2 separate regions of the Homo sapiens genome follow, and region 1 is linked to region 2. Evidence: read pairs that join two places in POLR2A ChIA-PET (ENCODE). Cell type or tissue: OCI-LY7. All regions are shown on one strand. Each heading gives the region's core, and the rest is flanking DNA. Links, peaks and the distances in the headings are about the cores only. Region 1 overlaps IGF2BP3 (insulin like growth factor 2 mRNA binding protein 3). Region 2 has its middle 7.5 kb from the start of TRA2A.

What was found. Peaks named below come from ENCODE experiments on the same cell type or tissue, not always from the same donor. Only the 100,000 strongest peaks of a DNase experiment are listed, where the experiment ranks them.
Region 1: POLR2A ChIA-PET joins it to region 2 with 5 read pairs; 5 of 35 experiments call an interaction of 5 or more read pairs at or near these places.

Annotation. Positions count from the first base shown.
Region 1 is chr7:23,367,946-23,370,748 of GRCh38, forward strand. All of the region lies in intron 3 of IGF2BP3 (insulin like growth factor 2 mRNA binding protein 3), which reads right to left. Among named protein-coding and RNA genes, the nearest start is that of SNORD65C, 27 kb to the right of the region's middle. In OCI-LY7, for the core only: a CTCF peak has its summit at 1,650; DNase peaks (open chromatin) are centred at 606 and 1,406; H3K4me3 peaks cover 2,083 bases; H3K27ac peaks cover 2,500 bases.
Region 2 is chr7:23,538,111-23,540,913 of GRCh38, forward strand. No RefSeq gene overlaps it. Among named protein-coding and RNA genes, the nearest start is that of TRA2A, 7.5 kb to the left of the region's middle. RefSeq lists an enhancer at 1,605-1,794. In OCI-LY7, for the core only: a CTCF peak has its summit at 1,727; a DNase peak (open chromatin) is centred at 1,631; H3K4me3 peaks cover 878 bases; H3K27ac peaks cover 1,369 bases.

The DNA of each region.
Region 1 (2,803 bases), core at 274-2,773, 170 kb before region 2:
GCTGAGATTGCACCACTGCACTCCAGCCTGGGCAACAGATAGAGACTCCATCTATTTAAAAACAAAAAAAAACAAAAAAACAAAGTTCATTCAAATGTATAAACAGTACAGAAAGAATCACATGAAAAATGCAAAGATTATCACTTCCTGAATGTAATGGTACAAAATTAAGATCACTCATAATAGTCTGAAGTAGAAACAACCCGAATGAATGCTTACTGACTGATGAATGGAAACAAAATGTGGTATATTTGTACAATGGAATATTATTCAACCATAAAAGGGAGGTACTTATACATGCTGCAACAGACAGACCTTGAAAGTATTATGGTTACCTTGTTAGTATAGCGAAGACAGAAAGAGAGAAAGAGAGAGAGAAAGAAAAGAAAGAAAGAAAAAAAGAAAGAAAGAAAGAAAGAAAGAAAGAAAGAAAGAAAGAAAAGAAGGCATTATGCTAAATGAAAACAGTCACAAAAAACTACTTATTATATGATTTTTGTTTGTATGAAATGTCCAGAATAGGGAACTCTACGATAGACAGAAAGTAGATTAGTGGTTTCTATGGGCTGAGGAAAGTGAAAGTGGAGGGTGACAGTTAAATGTTTCTTTTTGAGGTGATGAAGGTGTCCTAAAAATGTGGTGATGGTTGCACGTATCTATTAACATACTAGGCCGGGCGCGGTGGCTCACACCTGTAATCCCAGCACTTTGGAAGGCCAAAGCGGGCGGATCACCTGAGGTCAGGAGTTTGAGACCAGCCTGACCAACATGGAGAAACCTCGCACCTACTAAAAATACAAAATTAGCCGGGCGTGGTCGCGCTTGCCTGTAATCCCAGCTACTCGGGACGCTGAGGCAGGAGAATCACTTGAACCCAGGAGGCAGAGGTTGTGGTGAGCTGAGATGGCGCCATTGCACTCCAGCCTGGGCCACGAGAGCAAAACTTTGTCTCAAAAAAAAAAGAAAAAAAAACTTAAAAAAAAATAATTGTACACTTTAAATGGTGAATTGCATAGTATGTGAATTATATCTCAATAAAGCTGTTAAAAAAATACTAAAAGCAACTTTACCAGGTAATGGCCTAGTTTTGCCTTTTAAACTCTGAAGTATTATTGATCACTTCTTGGCCTTTTGGCCAAGCATCATCCACAGAACCGGCCTAGTCTGGTTCAGCTTTGTGTGACAAAATGGTGATTTGTTCTTCAGTTGCCATGGATCCCCAGGTTGCAAGTTCTGTAACCTGAGCCTGTCCAGATGAACCACGCATGCAACCACAAGCAGAACCTAAGTGCCTGGACCGAGACAGGACCAAATTAAGAAGTGGACACCACATGACATGATCCATGATCCAATCAGATTGAGCCCTGGTGTCACCTCCTGGTATGATCCAGTCAGATCACACCTCCTGGCATCACATCATTGTAAGATTCAATCAGATCATACCTCATTACCCTCTGTCTATAAAATATGTCCCAGCCCCCAGCTGGGGGAGACAGATTTGAACCTGACTGTCTCCTTGCTTGACAGTCTTACCACGAACTTTTCTCTTTACAAAAGAACCTATGCTTTGGTGTTTGCTTTCCATTGCACATGGACAAACAGAACCAGTTTGGTTCAGTAACAGTATCATTGAAATACAGAATAAACTGCAAGAAATTTGATTCACTTTGACATTATGTATACACTCACTAAACTATCACCATCATGACAAGTTTCTTCATGCTTCTCTTCAATCTAGTAGCCTAGTTTATTGACACATATAGAGATCACTGCAATAAAGACAGTTTAAAAAACTGTCTTTGACCTGCAACGTGATCAGATTTTCTCAGCCACATACCAGATATATCCCCACCTCCCTCACAAAACTGGCTGTATTTTAGTTGATACCACTATGGGCGTGAGGTAGATAATTTATGTTCTGCAGATAAGCCTTCTGCTGACTGCTTATTCTGCATACCCACTGCTCAAGTCCCATCACTCCTGGGCTATCTGAACCAAGTCTGATTAGCATGCTTGCCTGTAGCCTAACACTCCATGACTATATCCTCCTGCCAGCAGTTACTACCCTTCTGTGGTTTCAAATTGCCAGTATAACTTGTCCAAACTTCAACATGGCATAAGAGGTTGTCAGTTACCTGGTACTACTTCTCTCTTCCATATATCCAACATACTTCCCACACCTATGCTCTAGTCACGCCCTCAAAACTGGGTAAAGTACCTCTCTCGTCATCTCCCTAATACCCATTCTTGGAAATGAAAGCAATGTCACTTTATAATCTCTTTCCTGATCTTTATTTTCCCACTAGACTAGTGATTATTAACCATAGTGATGTGATTGTCAGGTGTGTCACAGTAATCTAGTTTTCAGAGTCACACTGACTTCCATGCTTAAGCTGGCAGGTAATTTATCATACATACGATCTTAGATTCCAAATCTTTTTTATTTGACTGTTACATTTGCCTTATGTGTTTCAGAAGATGGAACAACAATGTCGGGCATTATAGTCTGTGTACCAATATATATCCTGAAAATCTCTCTGGAAATGGGTTACTCCTTCAATGTGGCTCTAACACAGAGCTGCACTATCCCATAAACCTCATAAGGGAAGGGGCCATGTCTTACCTTTGAACTCACTGCTCAGGATCTGTGATGAACAATAAAAGGTTAAAAAGGAGTCACACTATTTTTTTGTTCTACAGGGCAAAGGAAGCTAGTTCTAGGTTTTTTGGTTTTTTTGTTTTTTTTTTTTAAGACAGAGTCTTGCTCTGTCACCCAGGCTGGTGTGCAGCAGTGTGATCTCAG
Region 2 (2,803 bases), core at 175-2,674:
ACTGCAACCTTGGCCTACTGGGTTCAGGTGGTTCTCCTGCCTCAGATTACAGGCACCCACCACCACGCCTGGCTAATTTTTGTATTTTTAGTATAGACGGGGTTTCGCCATGTTGGCCAGGCTGGTCTTGAACTCCTGACCTCAGGTGATCCACCCGCCTCTGCCTCCCAAAGTGCTGGGATTGCAGGCATGAGCCACTGCCCCTGGCCTGGGCTACGTATTCTAAATAGTTTGTCTTATGTATTACAACAACCTAAAGATTAGATAATATTATTGCCTCCATTTTTTTTCCATTTATTTATTTATTTAGAGATGGGGTCTTTCTATGTTGCCCAGTCTGGAGTGTGGTGGCTATTCACAGGTGCAATCATAGCAAACTGAAGCATGGAACTCCTGGGCTCAACTGATCCTCTTGCTTCAGCCTCCCAAGTAGCTGGGACTACAGGTGTGTACCAAGTGGCACAATTGCCTCCATTTTATAGATTTTTTTTTTTTTGAGTTGGAGTCTTGCTCTGTTGCCCAGGCTGGAGTGCAGTGGTTCACTGTGATCATGGCTCACTGCAAGCTCCGACACCCGGGTTCACACCATGCTCCTGCCTCAGCCTCCCGAGTAGCTGGGACTACAGGTGCCTGCCACCACGCCTGGCTATTTTTTTTTTTTTTTAGACAGAGTCTTGCACTGTCGCCCAGGATGGAATGCAGTGGCATGATCTCGGCTCACCAAAAGCTCTGCCTCCTAGGTTCATGCCATTCTCCTGCCTCAGCTTCCCGAGTAGCTGGGACTACAGGCGCCCGCCACCACGCCCAGCTAATTTTTTGTATTTTTAGTAGAGACGGGGTTTCACCGTGTTAGCCAGGATGGTCTTGATCTCTTGACCTCGTGATCCGCCCGCCTTGGCCTCCCAAAGTGCTGGGATTACAGGCGTGAGCCACCACGCCTGGCCACGCCCGGCTAATGTTTTGTATTTTTAGGAGAGATGGGGTTTCACCGTGCTAGTCAGGATGGTCTCGATCTCCTGATCTCGTGATCTGCCCGCCTCAGCCTCCCAAAGTGCTGGAATTACAGGCATGAGCTACCGCACCCAGCCATTTTATAGATTTTTAAAGCTGAGGCGGAGAGTAGTAAAGCAACTTGCCCAGGTGAGTCAGACAGCTGGCACAAAGCAGAACTGGGGATTAAACTTGGGTAGATTAACACTCTTAACCATTAGGCTCCTGTGCCTCCCAGCAAGCCACTGGCATTACAGATAAAGAGCTCAAATGAGCAGACCTAAGTTTAGTCTCCAGTCACTCAAAAATTACTTGTTTTAACCAAGAACTGAAGTGCTGATATTGTACAAACTCTTGCATGAAAGTAAAAACAGATACACTGAACAGTTTATATTAATGATTTCACGATGCACCAGGCCAAGCCAAGAAGGTAATTGTCTCACAGTGGTAGTTTTTTTTTTTTCAACGTATACAGCTTGAGCTTTTGCTTTAAACATGTGCACATCTGCACATGTGCATTTCTTCCTTTTGACCAGCAAGCAGAGAGATACCTCCACACCACCTGAATATCCATTTGCCCATCAACCATTCAGTGGGTTCGGCATCCATTGAAAAATCTTTGCCTGAATCAGCCATGCTATTCAAAATGTGGACTTTCCAACTCTATCTTGTCCCTATATTCACCAGCTGGCAATCTTCTAGTAAATAGTTTCGTTTTTCTTTGTTTTGTTTCTTGCCCACTTCCTCTCTCTGCTCAATAGTGTTTTTTTTTCTTTTCTTTTCTTTTTAAAGAGCTTTCTCCATCAACTACAGGTTATTTGACTATTTTGAAATACAGTTCCATCGCTTCTCAGCCTTTTAGCTAGGATCACATGCAAAATATAGTTCCTACTGGAAATGATAAATGCTTAATTATTTCCTTTAATTGCCAATTTCAGAATAAGGTGTTTGTAAAACAGCTCCAAAGGTGGAATATGAAGCTTTTCGATGATATAACTGAAAGGGATTTTCACTTAGAGTCCCTTTCCACTTACATACTGTGGTGTTATGATATTCTTGTACCCATTTTCGTCCAGGTTCCTGGCTGATAACTCCCCATAGGCCTTGTTACAGTCTTTTGTTATAATGTTAGGTGTGTTAGGCTTCTTGCAGGCCTCAGGCCTCTTTGACCTTCTCCTCTACTCCTTTCACTTGACCCAAGGCAGGACTCAATACTATTCCCCTGCCTTTCTGATTGTGGGTCATAAGACCCTCATTCCAGAGAGGCCAATCACATTTCCAAATAATTGTCCATAAAAACCCAGGAGGACTGGGTTCACAGAGTTTTCAGATAGCTAATACTTGGAGGTTCCTGGAGGGTGGCTTGCCCAGGGAGGGCATGGAAGCTCCACACCCCTTCCCCCATACCATATATTTTGTAATGTTTCTTTGAGTTTTGTGAGCTGCTCCAGCAAATTTATTAAACCCAAAGTGGTGGATGTGGGAATGCCCAAAGCACTAGGGTTATAGGCATGAGCTATCTCTTCTTTTTAATATTATTACTGTTATTTTTTGAGACAGAGTCTGGCTCTGTCTCCCAGGCTGGAGTGCAGTGGCACAGTCTCTGCTAACTGCAACTTCTCCTCCTGGGTTCAAGTTATTCTCGTGCCTCAGCCTCCCGAGTAGCTGGGATTACAGGCGCCTGCCACCATGCCCAACTAATGTTTGTATTTTTGGTAGAGACAGGGTTTCGCCATGTTGGCCAGGCTGGTGTCAAACTCCTGACCTCTAGTGACCCACCCCTGGCCTCGGCCTCTCAAAGTGCTGAGATTAC